Linked DNA regions of Homo sapiens: regions 1 and 2 are each linked to region 3. Evidence: read pairs that join two places in POLR2A ChIA-PET (ENCODE). Cell type or tissue: MCF 10A. All regions are shown on one strand. Each heading gives the region's core, and the rest is flanking DNA. Links, peaks and the distances in the headings are about the cores only.

Region 1 (6,966 bases), core at 819-5,818, 210 kb before region 3:
TTTGACTTGAAATTACTGATTTTTTAAAAAGCTTTAAGTAATAAAGATATCACACTGATTAAATTTCGATGATAATACTATCTTCCTTGAAACTCTCTTTTCTCTCCCAGCACTGTGGGAGGCTGAGGTGTAAGGGTGGGGTGGCTTCAGCACAGTGTTTGAGGAGTGGGCACTGAGTAGCGTCCCCTGAAATCTTGTGGTGTACAGCCTGTGCTGACCGCCCAAGGCTGCTCTGCACTAGCCTTTTAGCCAGATGGGTTTTCTTTCAAGGACAACTTTTCTTTTTCTTATTTCTCTTCCTCCTCTTCTCTTACCCTTTTCCTTCTCTTTCCCCTCTTGCTCTTCCTCCTTTATTTAGAAAATGTATAAGTTAAAATAATAGTAATAACCCTATTACACATAGATAACTGCTGTTATCATTTTGGTGTATATCTCTCTGATCTATTTTCTATAAATATTAGATGTTCACCAAATGCACATTTTGATCAAATGCTGAAAGGTGGAATGCTGAAAGGAATAGTATTGCCAAAGCTAAATCTTGCTGTCCTAGAATGGACTTCTGGGATACAAGTACAAGTTTGACATTTTATAAACATTATTACAGTTTTGTTATTAAAATAGAATTTGGCATTGTGGTACAGGGACTTGATTTCTTAGCATATACGATCAGTGCTGTTAATGTTTGTGATACTGGGTGGATGTTGACTTTGATCTGAGTTGGAGGAGGGAGGAGCAAGGCCTTTACTTATTTGTTTAGTTTGTTTTTATATTATTATTTTTGCTGGCTCTGTCCATGTAATACAATATGAGTGGTAGTTTCTTTCCAACTTATTAATCTTTTGTCATATAACTGACTTGTCTTCTCTGTGACTCCTGGACCTGAAGATTTTCTTGGCAATGATGATGTGGTTTCATTTTAGTATTTCCTAACCCCAGCTTTGTGCACTGTTTGAAGGAGAATATATCTGGATAATCTCAGAAGCAGAAGTGAAATTGTTGTCCTTCTACACATTTTTCCCTGATATTTTTGTACTCACTTGCTGCTTCACACAACCAGTTGAGAGAAAAATGCATCCTTAAGCTTTGGCTCTAAAAGTGTGGCTGTAGAGAAATGAAATTGGCTTTCAAGATAACAGAGCTGTTTTGGAATCTCCATCTGCATCTTAGCTTTCACTGCCTGCACACTAATTTCAATATCTTCCCTGGAGAAGAATGACAGAAGAATCTTTGCAGAGGTAATATGTGACAAATGTTTGCCCTCTCAAGGTACCCTCAGTTTTCAACAATTGACTGCTTTCCCTGCAAGCAACCATTGACTGTTAGTAAGCATGCTCTTTAATATTGTTAGTAGACTTGCCATGTCAATGCTGTTATACACAAAGTACAATGCTAGGCCAGGTACAGTGGCTCATACATGTAATCCTAGCACTTTGGGAGGCCGAGGTGGGTGGATCGTTTGAGCCCAGGAGTTTGAGACCAGCCTTGACAAGATAGCAGAACCATATCTCTACCAAAAAAAAAAAAAAAAATTACCTGGGTGTGGTGGTGTGCATCTGTAGTCCCAGCTACTTGGGAGGCTGAGGTGGGAGGATCACCTAAGCCCAAGAAGTTGAGACTGCAGCGAGCTGTGATTATGGCACTGCACTTCAGCCTGGGTGATGGAGTGAGACCTTGTTTCAAAAAAAAAAAAAAAAAGTACAATGCTAGAGCTGAGCTTTGTTATATAATAACCAGACATTCCATCTTTGAACATCTTTGGTAAGTACGTGACAAAATCTTGAGTGTCATATAGTTTGCTGATGGATGCAGGAGATTCTAGGATACATCTGGAATGTTCACCGACATTTGAAAATGAGTCTTTGGATACTAACAGCAGATATTCAAATATAATGCCTTGTTCATATCACTGACGTCATGCTGTTGTGATGTTTACTTACACGGTGATGCAATCATTGATCATACATCAGTTCAAGGATGCCAGAAGTGACATTTGAAGAATGCATCCTGCTCTTTAGCTTTCCAGACTGAGACTGAAGGTCAGATTTTCGCCAAGTGTGGAAGCTGAAGACAACTTTGGTAGATTCTTAAATATGCATAGAAATATATGTTGTATTTTTATAGTTTTAAAATATTTCTACTATTCCAAATCTATACTTTAAACAAGTACAAACATCTTTTTTGATTATAGTAAAATACACATACACAAAATGTACCATTTTAACAATTTTTAAGTATACAGTTCAGTGGCATTAAGTACCTTCAAATTGTTGTGCAACCATCTCCACCATCCATCTCCAGAATGACTTCCTCATCCCAAGCTGAAACTCTATGCCCATGAAACAATCATTCCCATTGTTTCTTACCCCTAGCCCCTGGAAAACCACTGTTCTACTTTCTGTATATGCGAATTTGACTATGTACCTCATATAAGTGGAACTATTTAGTATTTGGCTTGATTTACTTAGCATAATGTTTTCAGAGTTCACGCATATTGTAGCATGTGTCAGAATTTCCTTCCTTTTTAATATTCCATGGTATGGATATACCACATTTTGTTTATCCATTCATCTGTCATTGGACACTTGGGTTACTTCTATCTTTTGCTGTTGTGGTTAGTGCTGCTGTGAACACAGGTGTACAAATATTTGTTCAAGACAAACATCTTTCAAGAGACTCTTTTTAAAAGAAAATAAGGTGTCTCTTAAAATATGTTCCTTGTCATGAATGTAGAGAGTGGAACAATAGATAATGGAGACTCAGAAGGGTGAAGGGGTTGAAGTGGGGAGGATGAGGAGAAATTGGTTAATGAGTATGATGTATATTATTTGAGGGATGGATACCCTAAAAGCCCTGACCTGACCACTATGCAATCTATGCATGTAACAAAATTGCAGATGTACCCCATACATTTGTATAAATAAAAAGGAAAATAAAAATATGTGCCTTCTTGTGATCAGTTTTATTAGAGGGTGCCTTATCACTGTGTGGTCAAGGAAATTCTGCCTTTACAGTTATAAACACACCCACCACTTTGAACAGTGTTTAGTTGAAGGTATTAGTACTGCCTGAGGTCAAGAGTGTGGTTTCACAATACTTCAGAGCAGTCTCACCAGCAAACTTGGCAGCAACCTTGAGCAAGTCCTGTCAGGGTTGTTGGAAAACAGCCGGTGTTTTCATATCTTTTGCTCTGATAGCTCTTACTTGTCAGTACCTTAGGAGGGAAAATCTGGCAGTAGTGTTTGGTTCCTTAGTTCACTCTGAGCTGGTTAAATGCTCACTGGATATGCAGATATGATTTATTTCAGTGGTATGCTTCTCTGTGAGCCTGTCTCACTGTGGCAGCTCTGGAATTTCTGTTTATGGATGACATTCTGTTTGGAAGTGGGGCTGAGGTTCTGAGCTACAGGCTGTGTTTGCACAGCAAGCTCCCTTGATTTTAATTTGTATTTTTTCCCAAATCTGGGTGGTAGGGGAGGCCCAATGGAGAATATAGAGCAGTATGCTCCCCACTGACTCCATGCAGTGGTCCGGGGTTTTGTGGTGCCTGGGCATCTTGCAGTGACATGTCTGTAGGTGCTTTTTTGTGGAGATGTAGGAAATTGAAATTAGCTTCCAGCTTTGTAGTAACAGAAGTGAAATGTTTTGTACCGTTATAGGCCTGATAAAAATCAAATGTGACTAACTGGTGGTTTTAAACAATGCCAGTCAAATCTGTTTGTTTACATTGCTCACATTTTCTAAAGGCACATGATCTATCTGAAGATGGAGGCTTATCGGTGAGTTTACTGACAGCATTGTGTATTGTGTTATATTTATATTTCTTGTATGATCTTTTTAGTCATTTTTTTGGAGTCTGTCTTGGTCTTTTTACTGATGGGTGTATGTGTAGATTTATAGGGATAAATAATCTTTCTTCTTTTTTGTGGAGTTGATCAATCGAGGACTTTTTAAGTCCTTGATTTAAATAGGTGACCTCTGGAACAAAGTAAACACACATGTTTAATACTTAGTCATATAATTTATACATTTGGCAATCAGTCAAATACTCCATTCCAAAGAATAACCTTGAAACTGTTTGAATAAATTTTTTATTTCAGCATGCAAGATGTAATCAAAGAAATGTGTCTCTGGGAAAAAAGATAATTGCGGTTCTTTTGTGCCGTTAAAATTTCAAGTGCAGTGAGCTAACCTGGCACTGTATCAGACGTCTAGGCAAATAATTGCCTGTTTGCTGTTGGAGTCTGTTATATGTTGTGCATTTTTGGTGGCTCTCTACAGTTCTGGTTCTCTTATCTTCCTAATAGTTCTTCTTTAGACACCGTCCCTGGAACCTCTGCTTGGGTTGCACATGTAAATTTCACCGACGGTTCAGCCCTGGTGGTGAGCAGCCTGTTACGTGCAGGCTCATGTGGGGGACCAGTTTGCTTTCTTTTGGGTGGGGTGTCAGGTTTATGAGGGTCCAGCTGGTGGAGGGCTCTGATTATGTGGTTTTGACTCAGCAGTTTCCTTACTGTCTGAGAGCTGTCATCAGAGCTTAGACTGTGCAGGAGGAAGTGATAGAAAAGCAAAGTGTACAGTGCCGTTTTTGCACTGAGGCCCCTATTTTAGGAATAAACTCTAGGGGTCAGAAATGTTGACGTTTAGATTAAATCTGACTTTTCTCATTTTCTGATCTATATTTTGTTTCCAGAATGGTTAATGTAACTCCTACTAGAATAAACAATGGCATGTATTTCAAGTTTAATGTTATTCTACATTTTTGAAAATTTAGTAAATAATAAAATCTTAACCTGTTTATGTATGCTCTAGCTTGTCCTGCCCCTCTGTCTACATGTGGAAGATAAATTTTGTACACTCTTCACAGTCACAAGTGTTTAAAGATACATAACATTAGAAAGTGATTTTACCAATTCTTTTTCTTTTCACAGGTTTGTTGCTGACTACAACATTAAGGTCCCTTCAGAGGTTAAGGCTGTTCAATTTAAAACAATCATGCAGTGTTTCTTTGATGACTGCAGTGTGTTGTGCAATTTAGTTTTTTACCCCTCAATTTTTTTGTTGCCTTGAGTTACCATTTGGAGGTACGGTTTTTGATACTGTATCTCAAGACTGTGATTTCTTGGATTTTGTGTGTGTGTGTTTTTTAAATTTACTGAATTTACTACTAGAGACTGCTTTCTCTGTGTAAGATCCACTCCTTTGTGGGAGCCCAGAAGTTTACGATAAGTAAGAGAAGGAGTATCAGATAGTGAGAGGTGTGCATCATGGTTAAATGAAAACAAAACCAAGGTGTTTGACTCTCGGCAGAGAGAGATTTGGAAGCTAGCTCTGTTACCCACGGTTCAGCCCTGGTGGTGCGCAGCCTGGGCTCCGGCCTCTCACCAGCAATGGAACCAATGGATGTTGAGGAAATTACTTAAGTTGTTTGAATCTTAACTTCCTCATCTGTAAAAAGCTCATCCTACAGGTTTATTAGGGGATCATGTTTGTAAGACCCCAGCACACTGTAGATGTAGAATAAAATGGTAGTGGTTATTATTAGGGCTTCCTCTTCAGAGGCAAAAGGTTTTAGAATGTGGTTATGTTTTTCTGGTATTTTATTTTATCATTTAACATTGCAGAGGATAAGGAGTTGGAAATGAAGACAGCCTAGACTGGCTGAGAACCTCATTGTGTTGCTGAATTGAATTCCATTGTCTAAACTCGTTCATTTTCACCTTTTCTCCTGATTGTTTTGTCTGCTGTGGAGCATGATGTTAAAAACAAAATAGATCACTGTAAAATTTTCTCTATCCTGGCACTTTGGAAATAAGTTAGTCTGACAAAGCAGTTCTTTCCACAGAGAGTAGAGGCTTTATGTTTATTTTCTTCTCATTACAAATTTTTTTATTGTTAAAATATTTTAAATGTTCAGGAACCTACTGAGAATAATACAATAAATGCATATATATCCAGCTTCCAGTTTTATCAAATGTTAACTTTTTGATGTGTTTGCTTTATGTATGTGTGCATATTTATTTATTTAGAAAAATAAACATCACATTTTCAGTGTAAGTTCAGGGACCTTGCTGTCTCAGTCATTGCCCTCTCATGCCTAGGAGAGTGCCTGATAAGTGTTTAGTAGGCAGGCTCCAAATAAACACTGTGCATCTTCTCCAGTAGCCTTCTTCTCCCTTCTTCCCCTGATATAACACACAAAAAGATATTGAACAGGGAGAAGTATCATGCTTGGTTCAGCCAGTGACACAAGTGTTAGTTAAATAAGGACTGAGTTAAATAAGGACTACCCTGAAAGAACTTTAAATGCTATGACATAAGGTAGGACAGGTGAATTCAGAAGTAGCTCCTGTGGGAAGCAGAACATTCTCCCTGCATTTGCAGAGCCACAGAGTGGCTGGTTATTGGAAGTAGGCATTGGAATGAACTTGAAGAAGCAGAGATGGGGCAGGGTTTTCTAGGCTGACAGGATCATTGATTGACAGCTCAGCAGTGGGAACAGTGTTTGGAGAGATTAAAACAAGGTGATTCAGAGTTACCTGAACTCTGTTATCAGAGGCGAGTATCAGGAGAAGAATAAAGTGTCCAGAGAATGGGTATTGGTTGAGCATCCCAAATCTGAAAATCCCAAATCTGCAATGCTCCAAAATCCAAAACTTTTTGAGCACTAATATGACTCCACAAGTGGAAAATTTCACACCTGACCTCATGTGATGGGTTGCAGTCAAAACACAGTCAAAACTTTGTTGCATGCACAATGTTATTAAAAATATCGCATATAAAATTACCTTCAGGCTATATGTAGAAGGTGGATAGGAGACATAAATGAATTTAATGGGTAGACTTGGGTCCCATTCCCAAAATATCTCATTAGGTATATGCAAATAATCCAAAATCACAAAAATTCCTGAAATCCAAAATACTTCTGGTTCCAAGCATTCTGGAAAGAGGGTATCCAACCTGTACTAC
Region 2 (6,966 bases), core at 822-5,821, 110 kb before region 3:
GGGGATTAAATGGTTCTCTTCCTGTCTCCAACTAAGCTGAGGCTTACTGTAACCAGAGGAGCCACTGGCTTGGAACCCCTGGTTGGAACATAAGTTCTCTTGGGCATTGCCATTCCAGGGTATTAGGGTATTGGGGCCTGAGGCCCCTGAGGATAGCATGAAGCCATCTGGGGACTTCTCCATGAGAACTTCTTGTCACTAAGTGCGTGTAATTGCTGATTTAGTCTAGCCTGGCAGGCCCAGTGGTTCTGGTAAGTGGTGTTATTATACCAGGCTATTGGCTGGTAGTTGGCTAATTTGAGGAAAAAAAGAGGTGGTTGGATTCTATGGTAAATTCAGTTGGATGCAAGTGATAGGATTTGCCACAGGGATCATAAAAATCAGGGTGCTGTTCAGGGTGCACAGGTGAATTCCATGGCTCAGGCCTGATTTCACTCCACTGTAGGTACAGAGTGTGATCATGTGTGCAAAATTGTGCTTTCTGCCCCTCCAGAGTGTTTGATAAAGGAATGTCCAAGCCGCCTGTATTTTAGCCTGTTTCGCTCAGCTTGGGCTGGCCTGAGCCCAGGACCTTGGTGTTCCTGGGCTTCTGTCGCTCAGAAGAGCTGCATGGGAGCTCAGAGACAAAGGGGCTTGTTGTGTGAACTCAGATCAGTGGCAGCTGCAAGAAAGAAGAGATAAAGTCCTTCTGTTTTGCTTTTGCTCAACTCTAAATGGTACTTTAGGCTTTTTATAACATTGCAGTGTTCCTTAGGAAAGCTTGACTTGACACACTTATTCTCAGGGTTTTAGGGACCCTCTGTGAGGAATGGTTTGATCTGTCAGAAGGATGGCCTGACAGGGATAGAGCTTTTGGCCAGACCTAGCTACCAATGGGCTGTGTGATCTTGTGCCAGTTGCTTCCCCTCTCTGGGCCTATAAGCCTGGGGGAGTTTGGACTAGAGCAGCTGTGTGTTTCCCATTCGGTACCAGCATTCTGGGTGCATTTGGTACTAGAACAATGGGTTGTAATGGACATGCTTTGCAGGGGTTTTGGGGCCCGACAGTATTGCTTCCTATTCCTGGGTTGAAGCACTTATTCATTTGGATCATGGTGTGGCTGCAAAGACTGGGTTCAGTTAAGTGAGGTCATGTGCGTGAAGCACCTAGCAGGGTACCTGGCACCTGGGAAGGGTGCAGCTAATGGTGGCCACTATTAACATTTAAATTAGGAGGTATGTGCTTGCTGCACTGCCTTTTTACTTCCTGTCACAGAGTAAGTGGCTCCCATTATCTTTAATTTAAAAAAATTCTGATAATTGTGGACAAGCAGCACATCCCTTTAATTTGCTCCTGGAGGAGTGACCTGTGTGATCTTAGGAGTGAGTGGGCAGCTCTGCTTTGCTGCCTTCCCTTTTAGTGTAGGATTCTGTAATATGAAATGAAACTGAGCAGACACGTGGTCTGAATGGCTCACTTAGGGACTTCATTATCTATGTATGGATTTTTCATAGCTCCTAACTTTTTTTTTTATTAGGAAGGAAATCTGTGTGGCATAGATGATGCCATGGAAAAATGCAACTGTAAATTTTCTTTGAGCAAGAACACGGAAGCATGAGAAGGAAGGCTTAATTCCTTCTCCAATATTTATTGAACTCGGCTATTTTTCAGGCACTAGAGATGCAAAAATGAGTACAATCAATATGGTCTTTGCCTTCATGGAGATTAGTTTATTGAGGCAGAGCAGACATTAAATTACAGAAATAATGATTTAATTATAGTTGTGACTAGTGCTGGGAGAAGTACAGAGTGTAGTAAGTTTAATAAGTGTGTAATGTAGGATCTACATGTAATGGGGAGATCAGAAAATTCACTCTGGGGGAATGACTTCTAGTGAGAAGTCTGAAGGGTAAGAGGAGAGTATTCCAGGACAAGGGAGATGGGGAAGGCAATTCTCCAGGAAGAAGGATGGGAAGATAGAGTAATCAGGAGGGAGAGGAAGGATCACAGCTCAGTTTCAGGCCTGAGCAACTGGGAGAAGGCTGGTGCCATGTCTGCAGGTAGAAAATGTTGGTGGATTGTGGTTTGGGTGGGAGTGGGGTCAGCCGGGCACCCTCCTTTCTCTTTAGAGGATGCTCTCCCCCCGCAGATATGGTGTGCTTTGCTCCCCATTCCTCGGGCCTCTGCTCAGATGGCCCTGTTAGGGAGACTTTCCCTGACCACTTCAGGTACATCACCCCCTCCCATCCCTGCACCCTTGGGCTCAGCAGCACCTTTCACTGCCTGATGAGCTGTTGGCTGCATATGAACTCCTTGAGGGCAGAGGTCTTTGTTTTATTCCCTGCTGTATCTATAGCACCTAGAACAGTGCCTGGCATATTAGAAGCCCTCAATAAGTACTTGTTGAAAGAATCATGAGTTTGCCTTTGGTTATAGTTTTTGTGTCCTTTTCAAACTTGAGTGACTTTTTAAATTAACCTGAGGCTGGAGAGGAGAAGGGTGTAGAAGTACTGTTCACTTGACATATCAGGTCTTTTTTAAGGCAGGAAGAATGGAAAAGATGGATTTTCTTCTTTTAAAAAATTTCAGTGTTAGGCATGATAGAACAGAGCAGCTAGAAAAATGTTTGAATATGACTTTTGTTCGTTATAAATTGGTATAAAAATCTACCCCTCTATCTGGTATTGACTAGATTTTGGGGCTAAATTATAACCTATTGTAATTCCTCTGATTGTTTCTATGGGAGGAGCTGTTGACTTTTTAATTTAATTTTCTAAATTTATTTTTGAGACAGGGTCTCACTCTGTTGCCCAGGGTGGAGTGCAGTGGCACAATCATAGCACACTTCAGCCTCTACCTCCCAGGCTCAAGCCATCCTCCCACCTCACCCTCCCAAGTAGCTGGGACTACAGGCACACACCAACACACCCAGCTAATTTTTGTATTTTTTTCTTTTTATAGAGATGGGGTTTTGCCGTGTTACCTGCACTGGTCTCGAATTCCTGGCCTCCTGCCTTGGCCTCCCAAAGTACTGGGGTTACAGGCGTGAGCTACTGCACTTGGCCAAGCTGTTGACTTTTTTATTGTATCTTTTTACTACTGGGGAGAGGTATGGAGGCTAGGATCAAAACTTCATCAAAAGGGAAATTTGAGAGCAGCAGTCGATAAAAACAATTTGTTAAGAGATATTTTTGGATCTTTGGGTCTCTGTATAGCCAGAAAGGAATAATAACTCAGAAATGTTTTTCTAAACCTTTTTGACTTTTAGAAATAAGTCAACCGCCATTACTTTAAAAAAAAAATGAACAGGATTGATGTTTGTATAGGAGGCTGTGTATATAGTGGTTACAAGTATAGCTGTTAGAGTTAGATCTCTGTTTAAATCCCTGCCTCTCCCTCCCTATTACCCCATCTTCCCATCCTTCTTCCTGGAGAATTGCCTTTTGTCACTTACTACCTGTATGAGCTTGCACAATTACTTAACTTCTTTCTTTAAAATGGATATTATCAAAATTATGTTATTTGGGGGATTAAGATAAAATAAAATTCATTTATTGTTACCATTTATAAGCTAACATAACTGATGACAGTGCTAAATGGGATTTAAAGGTAGGAACTATCTTGAGAAAGCTAAGTGTTACAAAGTATAATTAGTCCAATCCAGTGTTTCCCAAACTTACCTAAGCTTAAGAATTTCCTCAGGGCACTTATTAAAAATATAGATTCTCAGGCACCACCCGGACTTACTGAATCAGCTCTCCAGGGGAGGGGCCTGGGAGCCTAGTGAGGTAGGTAGGGTGATGACACACCCTGCATTTTCTGAGCCTGTCCTGGTTTCAGGTACCCTGCATGATGAATTCCAGATGTCTGTTTATACTTGTCAGACTGTGTCTCAATTTTCAGACAGGAGCTATGGGCACTGTTTATGTAGGCCATCTCATTCAGAATCCTCTCTCATATCGATGCAGGTAGAACATGCTTATAAAACACGAGAGGATGTGTAGCCACAAAGTTGCATAGTGTCAGTCAGCGTAAATCACTCAGCTAGCCTGGCCTTCATTTTTTCTCTGTACAAAACTTCTACGATCTTGATAATCTGCTCTGTTAAGTGCAGACAGTGACGTGGTCAACATATGTTGACAGCCCTCTGTCTTGCCCAGTCTCTCAGGCCCTAGTGATATCAGGCTGTCAGAGTGACAGTGCCTGTGGACTGTGTCTGCACGGGGCAGTGAACCCTAGCCTTTGTCGTCTAAGGCCAAACCCACAGAACTGCTCTTCTCTCCTCCACGAGCTGGGAACTTTCACTCATATCCGTGTGAAGAGACCACCAAACAGGCTGTGTGTGAGCAACAAGGCTGTTTATTTCACCTGGGTGCAGGCGGGCTGAGTCCGAAAAGAGAGTCAGCGAAGGGAGATAGGGGTGGGGCCGTTTTATAAGATGTGGGTAGGTAAAGGAAAATTACAGTCAAAGGGGGTTGTTCTCTGGCAGGCAGGAGTGGGGGTCACAAGGTGCTCAGTAGGGGAGCTTTAGAGCCTGGATGAGCCAGGAGAAGGAATTTCACAAGATAATGTCATCAGTTAAGGCAGGAACCGGCTATCTGGATGTGTACATGCGGGTCACAGGGGATATGATGGCTTAGCTTGGGCTCAGAGGCCTGACAGGAACTAGGGAGCAAGGTCTCACTCCGCTACACTTAGGACAATTAGCGTGTTCCTAATCAGCTCTTCTAGAAAAACAGCATTTTGCTGTTTTCACATAAGCCTGCAAGTTCATTTTCCCTCTCTGGCCCAGGTAGTAAGTAATCATTTCCCCATCAGTGACAAGGGAAGATGAACATCTAAAATTTTACTCCCAGGGCTGAGCTTTCTGTAGACATTACAAATAGAGTTCACATGTCTTTAAGGAATAAAGGATTCTCACATTCAGTTAAGGTGGTTCTTCCCATGCTAGGTAGGGTTGGAGAAAATGATTCTTTGGAGATTTAAGGAATTTTCTCTGGCAGCCATTTTTTGTATCGGTCATGGTTTCATATGATATTTTATTTCACTACATTTTGGGTTGTGCTTAACTGTATCTTTCTTTCTGTTTGCATCATGGGAGAGATTGGATCTGTGCTGAGAATTTTTTTTGGGTGATACGTTCATTTTCTGACCAGTAACAAATCAGTCCACTTTTGGGGACTATTTTTAAAATGGAAAAGTTGATGTACATTTATAAAGTTGCAAATTTTTACTTCCTTTAGAAAAAGGCTGTGAGGTCTTGAGGGCATCCACATAAATACATTTGATGTTAGAGACCTGGGGACTGAAAAGGAAAGTATTTCTTCTTCTTCTTTTTTCCCTAATATTTTCCTGTGACAAAATTTTGTATCTGCACAATTTTAAAGAGTAGAATACTAAAATTTTGGTGAATTTAAGAACAAACTCATTAGGAAAATGTGAAATGTGGGCAGATATTTGCTGCTCTGTGGGTATGCCTAAAAGACTAAACTTTCCAGATAGAGAGAAGGGTAGGGTCAGCATGCTGGTAAGTTTGTTTTCTTCCCTTCCATGGGCAGGTAGAAGGAACTGGGCTCTCAGTGGGATGGCACCTCTCCTCTCCCTTACTTCCCTCGGAAGCTCAGTTAGGGAGGAGCCTGGACCAGTAGTGTTCTTTACTGACTTCTCCTGCTGTGCTGGTTTTTTTTTTTTTTTTTCTTTCCTCATTTGTAAATCATCTTTGTGTGGGGAGAGGCTGGAGGTGGAAATTCAAGAGTCATCTTTTTGCAGGCAGTAGAGATGATTACCTAGGTAAGCAGTTTTGATCAGTTATAGCTACAGATAGCTATCTTGTCAGGTGAGAGGCCTCTGGGGGAGGAGGGACTTTGTGGCAGAACAGCCAGGGGCCTGGGCACTCAGTTCCTGTTGACAGCCAGCAGGCAAGGCCAACCCCACATATTTCTAAATTGCAAACACAGTACATTGTGGAAACATAGTCTCTGTCCACAAGGGAGGCCCTCTGCTCAAAGAAACAAATGAAAAAAAACCCAACTCCTCCCTTTCCCCAGCAAACATACAACAATGATGGACAGTGAAGCAAGATGTGCAGTTTGGCTGAATACCCATACTTAAAATTTTAATTGTTTTTATAATCATGTCTTATTATCTAAAAAGTAATTTAAGAATTTTTCTTAGGGTTTCAATGATACCATGAATTTTAACATCTTACCACATTGTCTAACCTCTTTGAAAGTAGGGCCCTAATCTTGAGGTTTCTGGAAACTCCTGTGGCACCAAACATAGGACAGAACGCCCTATCAGGACTCAGAGACAACTTGTTGAATTAAAGTATGACTCACTAGATTTATGTAGGTGGAATTCTTCACTACTTGCCTTGTGGGTGTTCACATTTTGTCCATATTCATGATGTTTATTTACAAGCTGTTTTAGCTCAAGAATTGCCTGCTAATTTTTTTTGGTCTGCGTGTGAATCATATAGAATTATCTCTGCAAATTAATTTCCTTAATGAACTCAGAAAAGAGGAAAAAATCAAACGTATTTCACCAAGCATTCTACCTACTTAAAAATGTAACAGAGTACTTTTGTATATAATATAAAGTTTTATATAAAATGTAGAAAATACATAATGGAAATAGTTGCCTTTTTAAGTTTTAGATAATTGTGAACCCCTTTCATTCGCTGTTAGGATGATAGAGTTTGTGGACTTGTCCTTCTCTCCTTTCTCTGTTCCTCAGAATTGAAGGACTTCACAAGGGAGATGCTGGTGTGCTGGAAAAGAATGAGAATTTACTCCAAGTAGGATTAGGGGGCATGAGTGAGGGTACCACAGAAGGGCACATTTGGGGGAAGTATAGATATTATTGCCAGAGCATAAATTGCAGGAGAGGATGACATGGGATGAGAGGGAAGGAGGCCATTCCTTCTGGCTGGCCCCCATAATCACTGAGACCCAGGGTTGATAGATACTCATAATGTGACCCTGTGTC
Region 3 (6,966 bases), core at 1,362-6,361:
ACTCTGATGGGAAGTTCTCTCCCCCTGACCCTTTTCTACTTCCAAGAGCTAAGCATAATGAACAATCTGGTATATATCTTCCCAAATATAGATGCAGTTATTCACATTGTACATATATAGGTAATTCATACACATTCTCATATATCCTCCTGTGTGCATTGTTCTGCTAAGCACTTTTTCTCACTCAGTATGTCCTGGAAATATTTCTGTATGTGTCATTGTATATAATTTAACACATTCTTAAACTGACTGCTTATATGGACTGCACCACTTCTGTAGGATGGGTGTACTATAATTTCAGTGCACCACTTTCATTGATGGACATTTACATTGTTGTCATATTTTTTCTATATTATTTTCAATAGTTGCATATTCTATATTATTTTCAATAGTTGCATACCTTTTATTGTATGAAAGTACTATAATCTCCTGTTTTGAAATTCAGATTATTAGAAGGTACAGGGATGAATATTCTCAAAACTTGGAATTTGAGCACATCCTTCCTTAGTTACCTCCCAGTCCCAATTAAAATGCTAAGTCCAAATGATCACCTTGTCATTTAAAAAACCAACTTACTGCGGTATATTTTCTATATAATTCAGTGATTTTCAGTAAATTTACTGAGTTCTACAACCAGCACCATAAACCAGTTTTAGAACATTTCCATCGGTTCTTAAAAGATAAGATTCCTCTCTTATCTTTTTACATTTAATCTCTACTTCCACACCGAGCCCTAGGCAACTACTAATCTACTTTCTGTCTCTAAAGTGTTTCCGGTCCTGGACATTTCATATAACCTGTCACTTTTAAGAATTTGATATCCATAAGTAGTATTTCTTTTCTTACTCTTTTGAATAATTTGGCCTATATACAACTCCTAGCTAGAACTGTCTATTATATTAGGGTACTGTCTTGAATAATAATAATAATATATATATTTTTTCCATTCCATAGAGACAAACTGCTTCTCTGTTTATAAGGCTTCTTTGGTAATACTTGCCATATTACAAGAGAACTGTTAAGCTTGTTTGGTTAATTTCTTCATGTGGTGGCTTGATAGTAATTGTTATTCTTGGCTTGGTTTGATTGAGAACTGAATATGCATTGATTTCTCAGAAGACTTGCTACCAAAATATAGCAAAAACTTACCAGAACCTCCCCCCATGAGAAGTAACACTGAAAAGTTCTCACTTATGACATCACATCCCAACTTACAACACCGGTATTGTTAGCTTCAAATTGCTTACAAACGTTCTGCAATTCTTTTGGATTAAGTAACTCTGTACTATTAAAATAATTTTTAAAATATTATTTTATTGCCTTTATAAACCAGTTTGGATTAAAAGCTAATATTTTTTAAAGGTTAGGATAATTTCATTTCATTATTTAATATTTCAAAATCTGATGATATGATCATATTTTGAAGTCATCTGATAGTTCCTGAAAGTATTTTAGATGTCTACTCCCTGCATTTATACATCTGTTTAGAGCCTGATTGTTTTTATATGGTGTGCTTATTTATTTTTTGTCATTGCACGTGAATAATTACTGTTTTCTGAAGACCTCTACTTTTTAAGAAGCTCCGAGAGAGTGGAAAAATAACCACCAAACTTGTCTGCCTCACTTTATTACTGAGAGAAAAAATTTGCAGAATGATATTAACTATATACTAAAATCTTAGCACACCAGAGTACAAAGTCAGGGACGGAAAACTTTCTGTGTGTAGCCTTTTGAAATGTATCTATAAGTAGAAGGCATTCCCAAGTCACATGCTGAAGAGCGGCGAAATGGCTTAGAGGCAGAGTTCTTAGGTGCCACTCTACCTATTTCAGGCAGATTCTGTCACCATCAGCCCTTCGTAGGTCACATAACTTACTTGATTTTAGTGACTTATTTAAAATCAGTAATTAACACCTCAAGAGGAAAAAGCTTTTCTTTAGAAGAAATAACAGATTTATCTTCAATACCTCTGAAACCTAAATGGTTGCTTAAGTAACAGCTGTTGCATTTTATCATCATTGGCAAACGGGAAAGGCAGCTTCCTCAACTTGTGTTTGTCTTCTAAAGGAAAAACCAAAGCAATATATAGCAACTGATGCTTATCCAGAAGAGATAACTCAGATGCACAGAGGCAAAGAGATGTGGACATCTAAATAAACCCAGACACTTTGTTCTTCAGAACTTTTAAACATAGGCATTTTCTCTCTCGGCGAGAGAGTGAGCTGTGATCAGTTGTGTGTGTAGCCAGGATGTTGCTAAAGCAAACTGACTTTATCTGCCTTGCACGCCTTCTCCTCTGCTTTGGTGTCATGCCTGTCTCCTTTCTAAGACCAGCTAACCATACTTGGTTTCTTCTGTCCTCTTTAACATCTTCATCTTGCTTTATTGTGCATGTGTATGATTTGAGGTTCTAGATCCTTGAACTGGGGAGTGACAACTTAGACACCCACAGAGACCACGTATCTATCCTACCTGGTCCTGCAGAGTGCCCTACACTGAGTGAGTCCTCTGTCTAAGAGTGCTGCTAACCATCTCCTCAAGGGCAGTTATCTGCCATTTGCAAAGAATGTACAAGTTCTCTAAATCTAGCAACTACATCAGAGATCTTAGATGATGATTCATTTGAAGAGAATGGGTTGGGAGTACTCATGCAAAGAGAAGAAGCATTTTTTTTTTGCTTTTGATCTTACTGCACATTAATTTTGAGTAAATTTGATAGTACAAATCAACCAACGGATATTCACATTTTGAGTGTCCCGTACTTGAGCTCCTGAGAGTGTGCAGAAGGGTGGAGTGCTTATCTTCAAGTAACACCGCCGGTTCACCACACAGCTTTCTTTTTAACAGAACACTGGAGGCTGCCGCTGTTGGGATGCATTGAGGGGAGGGGACCTAGCTACTTTTAAAAGAATCTTTGGGTATAGAAATTGGGGGAAGGAAGATGTGAAAAATAATGCCACTTGTGGGTGGGGTGGGGATGGATGTGAGAAGACAGACTGCTAAAAGCAGCCATGATTGGTGAGCACCTGCTGTGTGCCTAGACTCTACTAGGTACTCTGCAGCTCATTATCTCATTTAATCCTGTGAGTCAGGTGATGGTATCCATATTTTTATAGACAGGGAAACTGGCTTGGAAAGGTCAACACTTCCTCAAACAAACAAACAAAAACAGATGGAGTTAGTCTAATTCTTTCTATTTGTAACTAATTCGTCTTAAGATTAACATGTTCCTTCCTCTCTCTAGTTCCAAAATATCCCCCCTTCCACGGTCCTGAATTTTTTCACTTCTCTTTTGTATACTCTTGAACTGGAGGCATTTACAGTTGTGGAACATAGACCTTCTGAAATGCAAAACATCCTAGGGAAGAGAAATGTACCTTACTGTGTGGGTTGACTTTTGCCTTGCTTTGCTCAACTCCTAGCTGAGAATACCTGGACTTAAGATAATGGGGGCTGCACGTGGGAAGTAAAGAGAGGAGAAGAGGTAGTCTTTAAGCTTGGACCTCTAGAGGGGTGGGACTGGGAGCCCCACCCTGAGGGCTCAGAGAAGCAAAGACTCCTGAGGAGACAGCCACTAAAAGGAGGGCAAGATTTCACCAAAGGCTAACTTTTCCCCTTCTGGTTTTGTTAACGTTTTTCATCATGGAAAGGGAGGAAATGCACTGGAGGGTCCAGACCTTGGTTTAGTTCCTCTTTCAGTAGAATTGGGATCCTCAGATGAATGATGAATCGGTTAAGGGTGGAAATAACTTTTTCAGCAGTATACATACCCACCATAAACATTTTATTAACTTTAGAAACAGAAATGTTTAGGATTTCTCAATGTTTTATGTAGTGTCAAGGAATTTTCTTTTGAATATGGGTCCTCTGATTTGTGCCATTTCTTGTCTTTCCTGCACAAGCCCCACCCATAATCCTTCATCGATGTCCAGTCTTTATTTCTTTAAAGTGATGCCGGAACATCAAAACTTCAAAGCAGCCCAATACTGAATCCTTCCACATTTTAAGTTACATTTTCCTCGTAAGAATATTAAAGTTGTCTCAACCACCTCTAATTTTGCAGCAATCTTTTGGTAAGACTGTTTACCTTTATCAAGTCTTTCTAAAGCATTCAATTTAGTTTTGTGGAAATAACAGCTCACTTTCTTTCCAGACTCCAGTTTCATTGATTACTCAATATTTATTTAAATTATGTAATAATGGAAACAAGCAGGTTTGGAGACAAATACAGTGAGTCTTGGTAAGCATTGCATATTGACTAATGGGAGCAGAGTTGCCAAGCTTAGGTTGGCTAATACTAATGACAGCGGGCAGTTGCTTAATCATCCACATGCATCAGTATGTCTGAGTGAGGGGTAACTAATCCAGTGTGAGAGTCAAGTAGAATTGTTTAAGAGCACTTTAACTGTAGTCAAATGCTACACCTGCTCCTTAATAGCTTGAAGGAGCTATTTATTACAGGGATCCCAACAACTCGTGTGATTTGATTTTTACTATGAGTTGCACCTAGAATTGTAAACATTCAATATACTAATCATAACAGCGACCATGAAGGTGTTTTTTTTCTTGGGGAGGTGTCTAATCACACACACACAAAATCAGTATGATCAGAGAGGGCAGGAAATTGATTTATCACCCTCAGGGGCTTGATGTTGCTCTTGTTAAAGGGACAAGCTTGTTAGATGTGAGCTCACGCAAAGTATTGCCAGAGATCTCCTGCCAAGCTCTTCCTGTTATGTAAAAGCAAAAAGGAGTGGGCAGATTATGAAATTATTCTGTATATGATGATTAGTTCGTGATGGTATAGTGATTTGTTAATCTGGTTCATTACTTTAAAAAGCTTAATCATAGTCATCAACTTCCATATTTTTACTTTTTAGATAGGCAGAAAGAATTCAGACCAGTTATTAGTTGCTAAACAATTTGTTGTTGAATGAAAAGCAAAATCCTGGAAAAAAACAACTTAGAGTATTAGGGTCTAACAGCCTGAAAGTCATTGTAAACTTGACTTGTTTTTCTGCCCCTGAAATTAAGTTAGATGAATTAAAACAAAAGGCAAAGGCAGTTATTTAAAAAACTTGTTTTTGCTATTGCATATTTATTTCATATAACCTCAGATTTATTTTGATTTCCATTTCTTGGTGCCTGGCACCAGAATTTGTGCAGATCTATTTCAAAACCACACATTGTAAAATCAACACTATTGACAGTTATGGGTAATTGAATGGCAAATGGGGTTTCCAACTGGGTGCTCCAACTGGGACTCTTAAACAAGGCTTGACAAATTCTGCTTTGTCAGGTGTCATAAAATATGGTTCAGAACGCATCTGTAGTGTCAAGGGAAAATCACTTATGCCATTCCCTGTATTACCACTTCTGACTCTTGTCCGTCCTGAAGTAGGAATTCACATGGCTTATGATGGAGTCTTTGTTTTAGGAAACACGACACAAACGCTAAGACTCTTCAGATATCATCACTGAATCTTTAAGTTCAATCCAGTTGCTAGATTTGGCCTGTAACATTTGGCTCAGGGATTCCTGGTGGCCAAAGGAAAACATCACAAGAGTCACATTATCTGTAAGATAGGAACAGACTAGTTGTTTTAAAGAAAACTTCTCTTAAAACTCAAAGCAGAAAGATGTCAGAATGGGATTTAAGTAATTTCTGCCTTCAGCCTAGGGAATTGGCTTGTATGGCAGTTTTTTCCACTCCTTTTGTGGTATCTATATAGAGATAGGATATATGACTCACTTGGCAAAGGTCAGGAGTCTGAACATTTGGGTAATGAGTACCTTGTCCTAGGAAGATAAACTGAGCACAGTGTCCCTAGGACTTGCACGATCGAAGAATCCCCTTGGTTGGGGCTTGGACCTTTGCCAGCTCATCTGCAAAATCTTTTAAGTTGTCCTGATCAGCCAAAGCTGCTATCACCTGAATCTTGGTTGTTTTTACTATTAATAATATAGAAATATTTTGCCAAGAAAATCTTTTGTCTTTTTGTGGGACAGGTTTCAGAAATGGTCCACAGTCTCTGTAGATACCTCTAGTAATTGGTCTCAGAACTCATTGCCTTTAATCAGCCCTGGGGATCAGTGGGTGACAGATCAGTGCCTTTATGAAATGGAGTTACTAGGAATGGTGTGTCATTGCCTGACGTGCCTCCTTATCTGCCATAATGGAGTTCCTTATATATTTCCTGCTTGTCTTGTATGCCTTTGGATCTAGTAAGGAAATAAGGAGAGGTTGAGAAAATACAGAGTAAAGCTTTAGCAGGTATCTTCCCGTTAAGTGACAGGCAGTGATTTGTGCTTCTTTGGTTTTTATCATCGGTCTAATGTGAGTCATTCTTGTGCGTCAGGGTTGGATCTTTTTGCCTTTCCTTTCTCTTCTCCTGTTGACTTGACCTGGTTTCTTTAGTCTGAGAAATTGGACGTATTTTTCTTTCTTTGAGGAAAGGGCTAGTGGATAAAGCCCTCCCATAGAGAGTGTAACGTGGGTAATATTTGGGTGCCCTTTCAGGGTTAGGTCCCACTTTGTTCAAGGAATGCTGTATGCATGGGTAGATTATTAATAAGATGGTGGCCCCAGTAAATGTTGGTGTATGTGTGAGACTTGGTGGGAAGAGCTGCTTGCTGTAAATAGTGGCTCCTCTGCTCAGCAGTTTTGTGAAGTCAGTTGACTTATTCTTTAATTTCATCCCACCACCCAACATAAATTTTTTGGTTCATTAAAAAAAAAAAACTTTCTGGATGCTTTATGTTTGTATTATTTTTTAACCAAATTGGGTTCATACCAGATTAAATTTCAAGTTAAAGATAATTTATTATGGCAGTTTAAAAAAACACAGAATGTAAAGTGAATAGTAGAATGAACTCCATATCCGTATCTCCCAGCATTAACAATCAACTTTCTGGATTCTTGTTCTCTCTCTCCCTTTCCCCTACTTAGTTCTGGGGAAAGAGGGG

What was found. Peaks named below come from ENCODE experiments on the same cell type or tissue, not always from the same donor. Only the 100,000 strongest peaks of a DNase experiment are listed, where the experiment ranks them.
Region 1: POLR2A ChIA-PET joins it to region 3 with 6 read pairs; 1 of 35 experiments calls an interaction of 5 or more read pairs at or near these places.
Region 2: POLR2A ChIA-PET joins it to region 3 with 7 read pairs; 3 of 35 experiments call an interaction of 5 or more read pairs at or near these places.

The regions. Positions count from the first base shown.
Region 1 is chr10:50,601,709-50,608,674 of GRCh38, reverse strand. The region is part of intron 1 of SGMS1 (sphingomyelin synthase 1); the gene reads left to right. Among named protein-coding and RNA genes, the nearest start is that of SGMS1, 19 kb to the left of the region's middle. In MCF 10A, for the core only: no CTCF peak of the experiment used is centred there; a DNase peak (open chromatin) is centred at 3,124.
Region 2 is chr10:50,501,016-50,507,981 of GRCh38, reverse strand. All of the region lies in intron 3 of SGMS1 (sphingomyelin synthase 1), which reads left to right. Among named protein-coding and RNA genes, the nearest start is that of SGMS1, 120 kb to the left of the region's middle. In MCF 10A, for the core only: no CTCF peak of the experiment used is centred there; a DNase peak (open chromatin) is centred at 3,771.
Region 3 is chr10:50,392,770-50,399,735 of GRCh38, reverse strand. The region is part of intron 6 of SGMS1 (sphingomyelin synthase 1); the gene reads left to right. Among named protein-coding and RNA genes, the nearest start is that of ASAH2, 140 kb to the right of the region's middle. In MCF 10A, for the core only: no CTCF peak of the experiment used is centred there; DNase peaks (open chromatin) are centred at 4,275, 4,705, 5,745 and 6,345.